2 separate regions of the Mus musculus genome follow, and region 2 is linked to region 1. A link is a contact called in ENCODE Hi-C or POLR2A ChIA-PET data. All regions are on one chromosome and are shown on one strand. The core of a region is the stretch at or near the end of the contact, and the rest is flanking DNA. Distances in the headings are between cores, read along the strand shown.

Evidence for each region. Hi-C counts contacts between places; a loop is a spot of excess contacts on that map. ChIA-PET counts read pairs that join two places held with the same protein, here RNA polymerase II (POLR2A).
Region 2: a loop to region 1 is called in a map of CH12.LX, with 2.8 times the contacts of the local background. The contact joins two enhancer-like sites. A Hi-C loop is called at or near these places in 5 of 37 maps with a recorded cell type or tissue (CH12.LX, gastrocnemius, heart and 1 more). POLR2A ChIA-PET finds 5 or more read pairs at or near these places in 1 of 5 experiments (Patski).

What each region holds. Positions count from the first base shown.
Region 1 is chr1:72,434,698-72,442,606 of GRCm38, reverse strand. All of the region lies in intron 3 of Marchf4 (membrane associated ring-CH-type finger 4), which reads left to right. Among named protein-coding and RNA genes, the nearest start is that of Gm39661, 26 kb to the right of the region's middle. Within about 2 kb of position 3,185, at least 2 of the 3 ENCODE cell types and tissues checked have a DNase peak (open chromatin) inside an H3K27ac peak, as active enhancers do.
Region 2 is chr1:72,573,442-72,581,350 of GRCm38, reverse strand. It overlaps a transcript of Smarcal1 not described here. Among named protein-coding and RNA genes, the nearest start is that of Smarcal1, 5.9 kb to the left of the region's middle. Within about 2 kb of position 3,682, at least 1 of the 3 ENCODE cell types and tissues checked has a DNase peak (open chromatin) inside an H3K27ac peak, as active enhancers do.

The DNA.
Region 1 (7,909 bases), core at 1,936-4,435:
CAAAACGAAAAGAGCACCGCGATCTTAAAAGCCAGGCAGGAGGAGCAAAGGCTCTCCCTAAACCAAGAGTTTGCAGTCAAGAGAAACAAGACATCATAGACAGCAGAGATGAGAAGGCAACTCCAGGGAAGGTTGACTGGAGCCAGGGGGTGTGGCTGAAGCAGTAGGTGGGGGTTGGGACGGGGGGAGGGCTTTCATAGCAAGTAGTTCTTTCCTGTGAGATAGGAGGTGTTGAGGGCTTTGGGCCAGTCCTGCAAGTGTTGGTGGCTGACTGGAAGAAGGGAGATGGTAAGAGAAAGTAAAAGCTTTAATTCATGCATGGGAATCTGTTGAAAGTTGGGTCAGATTTGCAGCAGATTTGGAGGCCCACAGGAAGAGCTGAAGTCATGGGTTTGATGAGTTAATGTAGGCGGGATGTTCTGAGGAGGTGTGGATTAAGGATGTAGGACAGGTTACATTTAAGGGATCAATGGAGAGAGAACAGAGAGAATAGGAGAAACTGAGTCTCTGATGTCGGAGTGATAGGGTCTGGACTGACAGGCGTGATGAGGTAGAATTGGTCTAGGGCTCACAGCCACATCTCACCCAGTCTTTTTCTAAGATTGTGTTCTTAAGTGAGCTGTACCATCTCTCTCTGCTTCCATTCCTCCTCTGTGAAGCTATCTAATGGCTGCATCACTGTTGGGGAGATAGTAGGTCCTCAGGAATAGCCGTGACCAGGGTAGAAAGCACTCAGTCAGAGTGCAGTCCCCTTTAAATGAACAAAGGTTTGCCAATTGTTACCACAATCTCAATTCAGTCTCAGCCAAGACAGAGATGGAGCCTGACCCTGACTTCCTGGCACAGTCTGCTTTTATTTTGAGCATAATCTTTTCTTGAAGGCTCTTAGTTCCCTCACACACTCACCTCCCTTCACCAAGATCCACCTCCTCCTCTTCCGTCATCTCTAATGATGCTGATGTCTGTAGCTGAAGTTGACAGACCCTTCCAAGAAGCAAATGGGGGCATTCTCTGCTCCGGTGAGTGACATTATTAGGACTTAACAAGGGAAAATTAATTTAAAGGTGTTGGTACCAAAAATAATTTTTAATCACTCCACAGACCTAAGAGATTGACCATCAAAAAGTCAACCCTGCAAACTGAGGCTGTCGTCCTTGTCATGTCTGTTTACATTTGTCCCTTCTGAGTGGAGGAGAAGAAGAAGAATGCCTTTGAGATTATTTCTGAACCTTAAAACAATGGTAGAGTATTTTTCAATAGTAGAGCAATTGTTAAAAGTATAGAAACAGCTGTTTCTTTTCTGTGTGGTCCTTTGAGGTCCTGTCTTGTGATGTCTAGATATCTTGCCCCTGTTCTTAAAAAGTACAAAGATTTAACTGCGAATAGGAAAAGGGAAAAATGATTGTGAAACATTTGTAATTTTGTATCTAATTTTAGGGACAGTGAGATAGCTCAGTGGGTAAAGGCACCCTCAGATCCACATGGTGGAAAGAGAGAACTGATTCCTGCAAGTTGTCCTCTGACCGACACACACACATATAGACACACACACACATATAGACACACACATACACATGCACACACATATGCACACAAATAAATTTATAAATATAACTTAATTTTATTCAGATTAACTCATCACTCTGGGTAGAAATGACTCCACTCATTAAGTTGTTAATCCCCTGCTTAGGAAACTGGGCAGAGAGCAGAGATAGCTTGGTCTGATAGTCTAGGCAACCAGATTAGTTCCCTAACAACCTTCATGGCCTTGGACATACATCTTCTTTATAAATGATTTCCTCATCTATAGGATGAGAGTGTTGGCCCTAATAATCTTTGAGATCCTCCTAGCCTAGGACTTAGAAGTTACTTACATAGTAAGCGGATAGTAGAGTCCTCAAAGGTTGACAACTGAGGCTGTAAGGAATCCCCAATAATGTTGGGCTGGGTGTAAGAAGTATCAACCTCACGAATGGATGAGAGGGTGCTTGGCCTATACTCTGTCATCTCCAAGTAGCTTGTCCAGTTTCTGGATACACGTTTACTCATATCTTACCACCCAAAGCTTCCTGTACCCAGTCATCTCTGTCCACAGCAAGACTGCCAGATGCATCGAGAGCGAGGGTGATGGATTTAGAAGAAAATTTGCCAAGTGAGCACCACCCACTCTACAGGACACCCCACAGAGAGGCACTTCACTCTTCCAGCTGTACCCACAAAACCCAAGTATTCTATGCATACCTCTTTGGGACTGTTCTCAATGTCAGACAGATTCAGGAATGATGTGTCTGTCTATTGGTAGGCTTGCGATGAAGAACAGACCCAAGCAAATAAATAACATAGATGCTAAAAACAGCTAATGCATTTGGGGAATGCCATGACACATGCCATCAAGACACAGACTGCTCTTCTCTGAAGGTGTTAGGGAAATCCAGCAACCTACGGCATCCAACCGTCAGTGCTTTCACTCAGCAAGGTTCCAGAGTGCTGAGAGGGTCTCCTCCACATAATGAACAAGGGATCCAAGCTCCTCCCACTCTGTAGCTGCAGTGTCTTTAGGCTTTTAAGCATTTTGCTTCTTTCTAGCAGAAAATTGACCATGAATAAGGCAGACCCTCCTCTTACACTTTCCACTCAGTGTCTATTTCTTAAACGTTGGCCTGACTTTGTTCACATTCACACCAGGGATCTGGCCCCTCATGGTCCACATAAGGAAAGGAAATGCCATTCCTTCCCAGGGGCAGCTGTATATGGAGGGAGGACCGTAGTGGGATTACGGCCATCTCTGTCGCTGTGAGCCCATCCCACTGAGGGAAACGTTCTGAGCCATGATAGTCTGATGGAAGAAAGAACACCTGAGTTCCCAAATATTATCTGTTAAAGTCTCAAAGGTTTTTAAGAGCCCAAATTCTCCATGGATACAGAATATGTCAGTTATTTTTGCATCACTGTAACCAAAATGCCTGACAGAAACAACTTAAACCGGGGCCATTTGTTTTGGCTTGGGGTTTCTCAGGCTGTAGTCCATTCTGGCAGGGAAGACAGGGAGGAGGGAATGTGGTGGAGGGTTGTTCATATCATAGAAGACAGGAAGTAGAGAAAGCAGCCTGGAACGGGGGAAGCATGTCATCCTTGAAGCCTCCCTCCAGTGTGACCTACTTATGCCAGCCAGGCCCCGCCTCCTAATGACTCCACAGCCTTCAGAATAGCACAGGAGTCAGGGGGCTGAGAGCCTGCGGGGGCAACATTTCAGATTCAAACAATAACACAGAGTTTCGGTATGTCTGCCTACACAAACAACTTTTTAAATGTGTAATAACATATGTGAAGCACAGCCTGGCTCGCCTGAGAAGCATGGAGATGTCTCCCCAGAGAGCATGAGGTGGCTTTGCCAATCTGGCGTCCCCAGCCGCACCAAAAATAACCGGCTTGCTGGCTGGCTGGCTTGTTTGCTTGCTTTATTTGTTTATTTATTTATTTAAAATGAAATAATGTATATTTATTTAATAATGATGATAAAATACTAACCAGCATTCATTATGCACTGTGTCCTAAGTGCTGTGAAAAGAGCTTCATACACTGTAGTGTTGGGTTTTGTTTTGTTTTTTTCTTAATCTTCTTTACCCCCATGCAACTCCGTGGCATGGTTGCTATTACAATTGCCCATCTGCCTGATGGGAAAACTGAGAATGAGACGTGAAGATAAAAGACCTTCACAGGGTCTTTTATCTAGACTGAAATTCTGTGTTGGCCACTGTAAAAACAATGTGTCACACATTAAAACATATATTGAGCAAGAGATCTTATTAGTATCGCTAATAGAAATTATACATAAACATACACGATTAAAAAATTTTGTTACCTCTCTGTAGTTGTTTGCGAGGTGTGCACGTGACTTGGAGCATCAGCCACAAAGCACTGCTCTGGCTCAGATACACCCCGGGTGATGGCCCCGCCTCATAGACTAACTGCATTTCCTTGCACAAGGAAATTTCTTCCCTGAGCTCCGTTTCCTCTTCCACAAAATGGAGATTATAAGATGGCCGACCTCACATATGTTTCTGTCACAAAAAGCTCATTTTGCAAAGCCCTTTTACAATGACAGAACACCGTAAAGCATTCAAGAAACATTATCGTCCCCATGGCTGTCACCATCATCATGACCTTCATCACCACCTCTAAGCACCGACACCACCCAGTGTAGCTAAGGAACACCAAGACCCATTTTGTAGAGCAAGAGCTCTCAGCCTCACGAAGGAGCCCTGCAGAAAAAACCCCAACTGCACAGATCCTTGCAGAACTACACCCTTCCGTGAAAGCAGTGTATATTTGAGGCTCCACATTTTCTCTCCCCTATCCAGTCCTACTGCATAAATATCACTTCATCCCCAGCATTTCACCCCCATATTTATTTTCTCCGTAAAGGCTTCTTATGGATCTGTTTTGTCCTGGGTGAGCAGAGAGGCTGCAACGGTTCTGACTCAGAAGTCTCAAGACACATTCTGTACCTTGATGAAAAGCAACCAGCCCCATCAGGTGGCTGCTAGGTGAGAGTTCTGGCAGAAGTTATATCAAAGGGGCACGGGCCCTTGGTGCCTAGGCACTGACAAACACTAAAATAATGGAAACAGAAGGGAAACTGACTCTATTGTGGGACTGAGGCACCTGGACCCACCCATTACCACTTCCCTGGGGAGGCCCCTAGCAGTGTATCTTGGTCACATTGTAAGATACATGTAAGACATGAGGATATGCCCTGGAGAATCCTGAGCAGGTAGAGGCCAATCTGATTTCTCCCAGAAGCAAGCCTCTGAGCTCAGCTACGTAGATGGTTATCTTCCTTTCTTCTACACCTGCCAGTGGAACTTACTTACTTTAGTGTAAGTTCCAGGGTTGGGTCTTTAAGGGGTGCAATCTGGAAAGTGGGTACTTGACCACAGTGGAGCTTCATGTTGGGACATAAGGTCACAACCCACAGCTGTCTGGAAGAAGGGAAGTATTGTAGTTTGAATGTGAATGTCTCCTATGGAGGCCCCTATGGGTCATGTATTTGAACTCTTCAACCCTAACTCATGGCACCACGTTGGAAGGTTGTGGAACCTTTAGGGGCCTTTGCAGCCTTGCTGGAAGAAGTAGATCACTGAAAGTGAGCCTTGGAGCTTTACAGTCGGATCCCACTTTCTGTTTTCTCTCTGCTTGCTGATTGTAGATGCAGTGTCACATAGACCCTTCCTCTCTTAAACTGCTTCGTGTCAGGTATTTGGTCACAGTGATGAAAAAAAAAGTCAACCAATATAGGAAAGAGGTTGTGCTGCATGAGAGGCCAAGGTGGGGCGAGGGGAGGCCCCAAAGGGAGAGCTTGACCCCGCCCACACCTACAGAACCAGTTGGTCTCTAGAGCACCTTTCACCCTGGTGTGCTATTCTCTATAAACAATGGCTCCTCCTAATGACAGAAAAGGAGAATAGTTCCACAGAACAGACAGGTTGGCAAAGATGGAGACAGAAGACATAGCAGTGTCCTGTGCTCTCCTTCCAATGACCCATTTCATGTGGCCCCAATGTTAATACCTGCCACGTGCGGCACTCAGGACTCCTCACCCCAGCCAGTCTCATAAAAACTCTGTGGGGAAGGGAATACCAGTTCCAACTTGCTGATAAGAAACTGAGACTCATAATAAGCAACTCCTCTGCTAAAGCCAAAAAGGCTTGGAAATAGCAGACACACTATTACTCTCTATGTGATCATGGGCATGTAATTGGCTCTAAATTGTGAGGACCAATTGTCTTTGGGTCCAAGAAGTGACCATTTCTACCATTGCCCTACATTTTAGCATCTGGAACATCTGGAGAGAGTATACTTTTCAAATGTATGTGTAATGTGTGTGTGTGCGCGCGTGCACACACGTGCACTCATGTGCAGGTACATGTGTGCACTTACACATGTAGAGATCAGAAGCCAATGTCAAGTGTCTTGCTCAATTGCTTCTCTTCCTTATTTTTGGAAATAAGGACTCTCACTGAATCTGGACCTTGCCCTTCGTCTATACTGGGTGGTCAGTAAGCTCTAAGGATCCTCTATATCAGCTTTCCCAGAGCTGGGGGGCATTATCCTGAGTGAGGTAACCCAATCACAAAAGAACTCACACAATATGTACTCACTGATAAGTGGATATTAGCCCAGAAACTTAGAATACCCAAGATATAAGTTACAATTTGCAAAACACATGAAACTCAAGAAGAATGAAGACCAAAGTGTGGACACTTTCCCCCTTCTTAGAACTGGGAACAAAACACCCATGGAAGGAGTTACAGAGACAAAGTTTGGAGCTGAGACAAAAGGATGGACCATCTAGAGACTGCCATATCCAGGGATCCATCCCATAATCAGCCTCCAATCACTGACACCATTGCATACACTAGCAAGATTTTGCTGAAAGGACCCAGATATAGCTGTCTCTTGTGAGACTATGCCGGAGCCTAGCAAACACAGAAGTGGATGATCACAGTCAGCTAATGGATGGATCACAGGGCTCCCAATGGAGGAGCTAGAGAAAGTAGCCAAGGAGCTAAAGGGATCTGCAACCCTATAGGTGGAACAACATTATGAACTAACCAGTACCCCGGAGCTCTTGACTCTAGCTGCATATGTATCAAAAGATGGCCTAGTCGGCCCATTGGACACGCAAACTTTATATGCCCCAGTACAGGGGAACGCCAGGGCCAAAAAGTGGGAGTGGGTGGGTAGGGGAGTGGGGGGGGAGGGTATGGGGGACTTTTGGGATAGCATTGGAAATGTAAATGAGGAAAATACCTAATTAAAAAAAGTTACTCCTTAACATGCACAAGAAAGAGAAAATTTAAGTTTTTCTCTTTATTTTCTAGGAAGAAAGAGTGTATCCAGACATGCTATTCCTTCCTAATGATGTTCACCAATATAGATAAAGTATTTCTTTGTTTCAATTATAAAAAAAAAATAATAAAAAGTTACCATCGCAAAAAAAAAAGGATATCTGCCACATATATTTTACATGGATGTTCAGTATCCAAACTCAGTTCTTCATGTGTGTACATCAAGCGCTTTATTAAATCTCTTCCTCTTCCTCCTCCTCTTTTTTTTAAATTAAAATGTAGCCAGACAGTGGTGGCACACGCCTTTAACCCTAGCACTTGGGAGGCATAGACAGGCAGATCTCTAAGTTTGAGGCCAATTGGGTCTACAGAGTAAGTTCTAGGACAACCAGGGCTACACAAACAAACCCTGTCTCAGTGGGTGGGGGGTGGGGGTGGGGAGAATGAAAAATGAAATATAAAATGTAGTGCATTCCGTGCAGTAGAGGGATAGGGATAAGAGGCAGTGCTGCTCATCATAGCCCTCCCTAGTCACCATCAAAATCACCCCAGGCTATTGTGAGATGCAGGTTCTCAGGCCTGGCCCCAGACCTACTGTCTCAGGCTTCCCAAGGATAGAGCCAGGAACCTGTGAATTACTGAACATTCTAATATACACTTAAGCCTGAAAAGCGCTATTTTAGACTTGTCAACAACTTTCATGTCATTTAAATCAGGACACTAGTGAGACATGAGGGTGTGGAGGTGACTTCTGGGTCACTGAGGCCATGAGAGGTTTCCCTATAGACTTCTTGATCAACTTGGTTGGAACTGTGATTGGACACATGGTGGGAAGCAGTATTGTGACCATGGCAGGGGCTCAGAGACATAGAGTGGGCACCCAGAAAAGACAGCATCAGATTAAGTTGTGTCTCTCTCACACAAAAAAACCCAATGGTCAAAATGCACTAAGGGAAGGTTGGGTTTTTTTGTTTTTTTGGTCTTTTGTTTTTTTTAGAGAACTCCTTGCTGTTGCTATGGTTATAGGGTGCGGAGGAGCTATGCAAGTGGGACTACCT
Region 2 (7,909 bases), core at 2,433-4,932, 140 kb before region 1:
CATAGAGCAATATGGTGTCCTTTGATGTGAATCAGAGGACATCTGGGCCCATGCATCCTAACCTCAGAATGCTGGATTCCTATCTATCCATGTATCTTGCTCCTAGGAATCCCAACTTAGAAAGTCTGGAATTGAACTAAACGATATGGTCTCCTTTCTAGCTCTAGCGTCCTAAACGTGAAGTCACTGTTTAGTCTAAAACTCATCTTCAAAAAGCAAACCAATCAGATTTCAATCAAAATTCCTAGTGTTGGCTCTGTCAACAACATAATCCACTGGGATCTTGCTGTAGCCAAGCTTTTTTTAGGAGAGAGAGGAAGTGTTGTTGAAATACTTGGGAAGTCTGTCTTGCCAGGCTGGTCTCAAACTCCACAACTTCTTACCTCAGCCGCCAAAGAGCTGGGATTACAGGCATTTGCCGACACACCCACTTTTTAAACAGTTTATCTACTTTAAGAAGTTCTTAAGACAACAGTGAAAACCCATTCATTAAAATGATTAAAAGGGCTGGGCAGTGGTGGGCACACCTTTAATCCTAGTACTGCTGAGGCAGAGGCAGGTGGCTCTCTGTGAGTTTGAAGGCAGCCTGGTCTACACAGAGAAGCCCTGTCTTAATTACAACACACACACACACACACACACACAAAATTCAAAGTTAGCTCCATGTCATGCATTTCAGTGAAAATAGCTCATTTCCCCTGTTAACATTATTTCAGGACTGAGCTATGTACCAAATAAAAGGCCATTGGTAAATAGATGACTCATAAATGTATACTTTGAATTTTAGAGCTAGGAGGTACTAGGGCTAATATATAACTCTCTCTCTTTCTCCCTCCTCCCCCCTCTCCCTTCCCCTCCCCTATTTATTTATTTTAAGAGTGTGTGTGTGTGTGTGTGTGTGTGTGTGTGTGTGTCTGCCTGCCTATCTGTCTGTCTTGGGGTTTCTATTGCTGTGAAGAGACACCATGGCCAAGGCCACTCTTATAAAGAAAAATGTTTGATTGGGCATGGCTTACAGTTTCAGAATTTTAGTCCATTATCATCATGGTGGGAAGCATGGCAGCATTCAGGCAGACATGATGCTGGAGACGTAGCTGAGAGTTCTACATCTTGATCGATAGTAATTGTGACACACTGACGAGGCTTGAGTTTCTGAGACCCCAAAGCCCACCTCCTGGTGGAATACCCCCAACAAAGCCATACCTACTCCAACAAGGCCACATCTTAATAGGGCTACTCCCCATGGGCCTAAGGGGGGCATTTTTATTCAAACTACCATAGTGTGTGTGTGTGTGTGTGTGTGTGTGTGTGTGTGTGTGTGTGTGTGTTTAGGGCTATGTGAGTTCTGGGAACTGAACTTGGGTTCTCTGCCACAACAGTGTGCATGCGAAATAACCCACTATGCTATCTCTGAAGCCCAAGAGTTTAATCACAAGGGATGCAATGAAAGGGGGAGAAGGTGCAGGTGTTGGGGCGATCTGTGCAGCCCAGTGTCATTTTTAAAGGTCTAGTATTCCTTAGCTCTTGCCGTACAGCTTTTAGAATGGCCTTGAACTTGCTGTTGTACCTTTGAAATGTCCTCCACAGGTTGTTGTTCCGAGTGCTCACTGATGCTGATATTTTGAGAAGCCATGGAACTTCTAGGAGGTGGGACCTGGCTGGCAGGAGCGGGTCACTAAGGGAAGCATTTGAAGTTTATAGGAGGCTCCCTGTATGCGGTTCCGGTCATGTTCTCTCTGCATCCTGGTCTACTGTGATGTGAGCATCCTCTCTAAGTGTTCTTTCTGGCCATCATGAACTGAGCTGCTGTGACACACTCTTCCCTCCCACCCTCTGAAGCCATGATCCAAAATAAACCTTCCCTCCCTGAAGTCGTTCCCCATGACTTAAAAGCAAGGCAACTGTTGTGTTTTATAAAATGGCGGAGTGTGTGTGTGTGGGGGGGGGGGGGGGAGAGCAGGAAGGGGCGGAGGGGAGGGGCCAAGGTGTCCGTCCCCCTGAACAATCAAGCCATGGGAAGCCATAGGACAGGCCTAATATAAAAGCAAGTTTATTGGTGAGAAGGGAAGAGGGGCAGAGGAAGAGAGGGAGGAGGGAAGAAAGAGGGGAAGAAGAGGCTGACAGGGACACAGGGGAGAGAAGAAAGAGAGAAAGGGGGAGGGAGAGAAGAAGGGAGGAAGGGGGAGAGAGGAGAGAGAGGAGAGAGAGAGGAGAGAGAGAGAGAGAGAGAGAGAGAGAGAGAGAGAGAGAGAGAGAGAGAGAGAGAGAATAGATGGAGAGTCCTTTTTGTAAATGAGCCAGGCTCCTACGTGGCTGTTGCTAGGTAACTGTTGGGCGGAGCCTTGAAAAAGAAAAAAAAACAAAACCCTGCTAAGAGCAACCGTTCAGGAGAGTGCAGGCTAGCAATTTAACCTAGGGCCTCATACTTGCTAGGTAAGTACACTACCACTGAGCTTCCCGACTCCTGTACTCTCTACTTTTGATTCTGCTTCCCTTATGAATTACCCTTAGCTTTCCTGTTCTTTCTTTGGGAGCCAAGATTTATTAATTACTTCCTTCATCGCTATGACAAGATGCCTAACAAGAGCAGGGAAGGGAAGCAGGAACAAGGGAAGCAGGGTTTACTGTGCCTGGCAGTTGAGGTGCGGTCCATCTCGGTGGGAAAGTGTGGTTGCAAGAGCTTGAGGCCGCGGGTCACATCGCATCCGCAGTCAGGAAACAGCACGGTGGCGAATGCTGATGCCCAGGCCACTTTTTTCTTATTCAGTCCGCGATCAGTGCTTAGAACGGTGCTGCCCACATTTAGGGCGAGTCTTCCCACTTCACTTAACCGAATATAGAAACTCCCCCACAGACTTGCCCTGCGATTTGTTTCCATGGTGATTCTGAATCCCATCAAGTCGTCAATCAAGAGTAACTGTTACAGAAGGAGAGGAGCATAAATCAACCAAACTCAGCCTGGTGTTTATATCCAGAGATCAATGGCTCCTAACTCTCAGGTCAGCCTTCTTCCCTCCCTTCTGTCCGATGTCCCTTCCTTCCTTCATCTCTTCCTCCCTGTTTTCCCTTCTCTGACTGCTTAACTGTATGCTTACTGTGAGAAATAGGCACAATACTGCATTAATCACAAAGGGATCCAAAGTCATGAGTTTGTCATTCTGAGGCTTAACCCAAGACCTTTAAGATTCTACATCCTCTTGGGTTGCCCCTAAGGGGCAAAGGCTTTGTCCAAGTTACGTTATTTCCACTCTGTAACTCTTAATTTTCCCCCTGTGTACTTCAGGGACCTGAAAACAAAGTAGAGGGGTTTCTAGAGAATCTCTGTAATTTTCATTTCTTGACCCAGAAAGTGAAATCAGGAGGGACCTTCGAGGATATTCGTCTCCTCTCTTAGGAGTAAAGAAACAGAAGCCCTGGACCTGATTAACCCGGCCAGAGACAGGTGCCTTAGCAGGCCTCTTCTTAGGCCTTAATTAGATGTACAAATGGTCACTGCATGCATTCCCTTGCCTAATGGCCTGTGTCTGGACACCTAAACCAGATTAAAGTCTCCCTGGGGAGCTTCCTGCTGCTGATGGAAACGCTGGGCTTCCCTCTCCGTCCTTCTCTCTCAGATGCCCTAGAACAGGGCCTGACAGTCTTTGGGGAGGATTTTTTGACAGCCGCCTCAAGGGCACAACACCACTCAGGTTAATTACACCGAGAGCGTGAGAGCGCTGCGGTGAGATCCGGGAGCAGATGCGAGGCTTTGGGTCTTTAAAGAGGCTGCTCCTTCCCAGTGTGTTGCGGGCTGAGAAGGAATGCATTTGCATATCCAAAGCACAGAGGAGCACTGTGAAGGTTTATAAGGCACGAAATTCACCTTCCTTAGCGGTTGTTCGGTTCTGATGGACTTAATTACTGACTCCGGCAGTTCTGCTCCTCTTTGCCTCCCCAAGACCCCTCCCCCAAACTCTAAAAGTTAGGACCTGTTTGCTTCAAGCTCCGTACAGCGCTCATTCCAGGGGCCGTCGTGAGGCCCTGCCTCGTGTCTTCATCACTCAGTTTGGGCTTCCTAGCTGGTATTACTTCACAGGCAGTCCTCCCTCTCGAATCTGGCACTTTTTTTTTCCCCTGGGAAGACGTCGCACATCTTTTGCCGAAAGCATCCCCTCGACACCCTGCTCCAAATTTCTTCTGGCAAAATGTCACTTCTTCTCGTCCTCCAATATTGCCACTCTCCTTTTTTTTTTTTCAAAGTCCTTTCATTCATTTCTTCACTTGAAGAAAACTCAAGGGCTACACAATGGGTGAAGGCATCCAGACTGTTAGTCAGAGACACTTCATAAAATTCAAGGTCTAGTGAAGGAGGCAGGGCAGAAAGAAAAGAGAGGAGGAGACTAAAGACTTCAACCGATGAAGGACCTTCAACAAGCCAGAGAAAGAGGACAGAGGGGACCAGTTCAAGAGCGGTCTGGGAAAGGCAGCATGGACCCCCAAAGGTGGAAAGCAGACAACCACTAGGCCCCAGAAGCAAGCTGCTGCCTGACTCTTCCTGGGGAGATGCGAACAAACCTGTACTCACCTAAAACAGGGCAAAGACCAAAAGAGCGAGGCATACTTTACAGGAACGTGAGGGGATTCCTAAGGATCTGCATTAGCCAAAGGCCTCGTTCCACAGGGGCTGTTTGACTTCTCCAAAGCTGACTAGATGGAGCCCTCCCTTCCCCTAGCCTTCTACTTCCTACTTGGTCTAGTCTCTCTAGGCAGCAAGTGCAGCTGGGACAGGGTGTAGGAAGGAGTGGCTGAACAAGTACCCAGGCTGGCACGGAGGCTGCCACGGAAGGCGGTGGTATGAGAGGGGATCAACATGGAGGGGCTAGAGAAAAAGAGGATAGGTGACTGGGGCCCTGCAGGTCATAACAAAAGTCTGGATGTTAGTTCTGAGAACAGGGGAAGCCACCCAAAAGATTCCTACTGGAATGCCGTGATATATGAGTCTGTGGAAGACACTTTCTCTGGAGAATAAAGGTAGGTAAGTGTCCACAGGAAGACTTGGAGGGACGTTAACAAGTCTGGGGAAGAGATGATAGGGACTGGGCTAGATGTCCAGATTGGAAGGCTGGGGTGACGTACGTACTTAATGTTTTCTTCTCCTCAGAGCATGATCTCACAGGCTAATACAAAGCCAAGTTATCAAGGAAGAGGTCTGTTCGGGCTCATGGTTCTGGGGGCTGCATCTAATGATGCCCTTCTGATTGCTAGAGTACTGAGGTGACAGAGACTAGAGAGCCCTGTAGGCTATGCTCAGGGTGGGCAGACTTCCTCCTTGGTGACAGGCAAGGGACCAAGAGCAACTCAGATCAAATAGCTTTTACAGTAGACCTGCCCTCTGGTAACCTGTTAGCCCATCAATCTCCTGCATGGGTGAATCCACTCAGGAGGGGAAGCCCTATTCACCTCCTAACAGTCCCGTACCTCTTGACATCTCATAATGGGCACTGAATGGGAGACTGGAGCACCACTGTTCCACTCCAGCACATCTGACCCCGTGCCTGGATCCTGCAGCGGTGGACCCTCGCTGCAGACCGCTGTCCTCCAAGCACATAGCTCTCCCAGGGGTGAGAGGCACGAAATTGACTTCAGAAGTTGAGGTGGCGTGCTGAACTTTCTTACGGATTGTTCTTAATCCTAACAATTGGTAGTCATTTACAGGATTGTAAATCAGAAGAGAAAAATGATGGCTTTCTCATGGCTATTCAGGGAAAACGAAGACATACGAAGGCAGATAACGTGTTTAAGCATAGAGAGAATACCGGGGCCTAAACTAGATCACAGATATCTGGGTTCCTGCTGCTAACCTCGTATGCTGCTCTGTCGATGATACAACAGGTGTGAGCCACCAGTGTTTGATAGTATTTTATCCATTATTTCTACAAGAAATGTCCTAGTTTGTTTCTGCTGTGAGTTCAAAATGTAACGTTAGAAGTCGTTGGCCAATTACAATGTTCCTGAAGACCACAAGGGGGCAGATAACAGGCCATGAATCCTCACCTGGGTCCTTCCCTTCCCCCATCTCCAGAACTTCTCTCCAGGTCCCTTTTTTCTACATTCTTTGTTTCATTTTACATTTCTACATTTCCATTTATTAACTTCTTTTTTTTTTTATTGGTTCACCCACATCCACATTTGACCTGGCCATAGCATAGAAAAGTGTTTCTCAACCTTCCTAATGCTGTGACCCTTTAACACAGTTCCTCACATTGTGGTGACCCCCAACTATAAAAGTATTTTCGTTACTAGTTCATAACTGAATTTTGCTACTCTTATAAACCTTAATGTAAATATTTTTAGAGATAGAGGTTTGTCAAAAGGGGTCATGACCCCAGAGGTTGAGAAGCTCTGGCACAGACTAAAGCTTATTTTAAATGATTTGCTCCTGGCTTTGAGCTCAACTCCTTTTGCTGCTGTTTGAGATGAGGCATCGCTGGGATTAAAGCCTTGAGCCACCACGCTGGCTTTGAGCTCAGCTCTTAACAGATATAAACAAGAGCCCGGTATGTTGAGGAATTTCAAGAGCAAGAAAGATTTAGGAGACTCGGGACCTGCACCCTGCAACCGCTCTGACCTCTTCTAAGCACCACCCAAAACGTGGGATTCTATGGCTCTTGGGGAGAAGGTGACTCCTTCTTTCTGACTCCAGCATTTCATATTTCTCCCTGTCAGAAGGTCCTGCTTAGTGCCCACGACCTTGAAAGATAAGAAGGAATTTGACATCCAAAAGCAATAGGAAGAATAGTGGTTATACAAGAATATTTAATCTGATAAAAACACAAATGTAGAGGAAACTTGCTTAATTGAATGAATAATGTATAAGACATTATTATTATTATTATTATTATTATTATTATTGTGGGCAAGCTCAGATTTGTTTTGTCAAAAAAAAAAAATCCTTGGGGGAAGCTACTAGGGGCAGCTAGAAGCAGCAGGCTCAGACGTAAGGAGGGTAACGGTGTTGTAACGCTGCTCTCTGCAGCAAATAGAACAGCTCACATCTGCCCTTGATGGAGCCACTCAGGCTAATTCGGGAAGGAATGGTTCCATTCATCATGAATGTAAATTATCCTAATAGAGCAGTTAAGAGCAGAAATGCTTTCTAGGTAGCTTACAGGAAGGGACCTCCCACTCCTGGATGCAGTAATAGGAAACCGCTGGCTCTCAGCTCCATTTGGGAAAGAGTGTTAGCGCCCGTCTGATCACTTCCTTGGTCCTCAGCCCTGGCTTCCAGGAAATCAGCCCCCTCTTAGCCTTCAGCTTGATAGTATTTGAGTTTTCATTTTATTCTTCTTCTGTAGGCTTCAGAAAAAAAACAAAAGGTAGGCTTATTCTTTCTTAACCCTATGTGTATAACAAGGACACATCTTTCAGAAAATTACCCAAAGCCTTGAGATTTCTGGCACCAGTTTCTATTTTGGGATTATGGAAGTAAGCACCCACATACCACTAGCCTCCTCCCGCTTGTGTAGGCTATTCCACACTTTTCTCAGTACCCTCACCGACTGGTCCACACTCCTCTATTTGTACATAAGTGAAAGTATTGTCTCAAAAAAAAAATCCTCAAAGAATGATGGACAAACTGCTCTAAGGATTTAGTGAGGAGCTCTGATCATGGGTGCACAGGGACTTTGGACCAAGTTTAAGCTGATGAAATAGTATCTTAGTTAGACCTCGAAAGATAAGATAAGGGATTTGACATCCAAAAGCAATAGGGAGAATGGTGGTTATACAAGAATATTTAAGCCGGGCGGTGGTGGTGGCGGCGGTGCACGCCTTTAATCCCAGAACTTGGGAGGCAGAGGCAGGTGGATTTCTGAGTTCAAGACCAGCCTGGTCTACAAAGTGAGTTCCAGGACAGTCAGGGCTATACAGA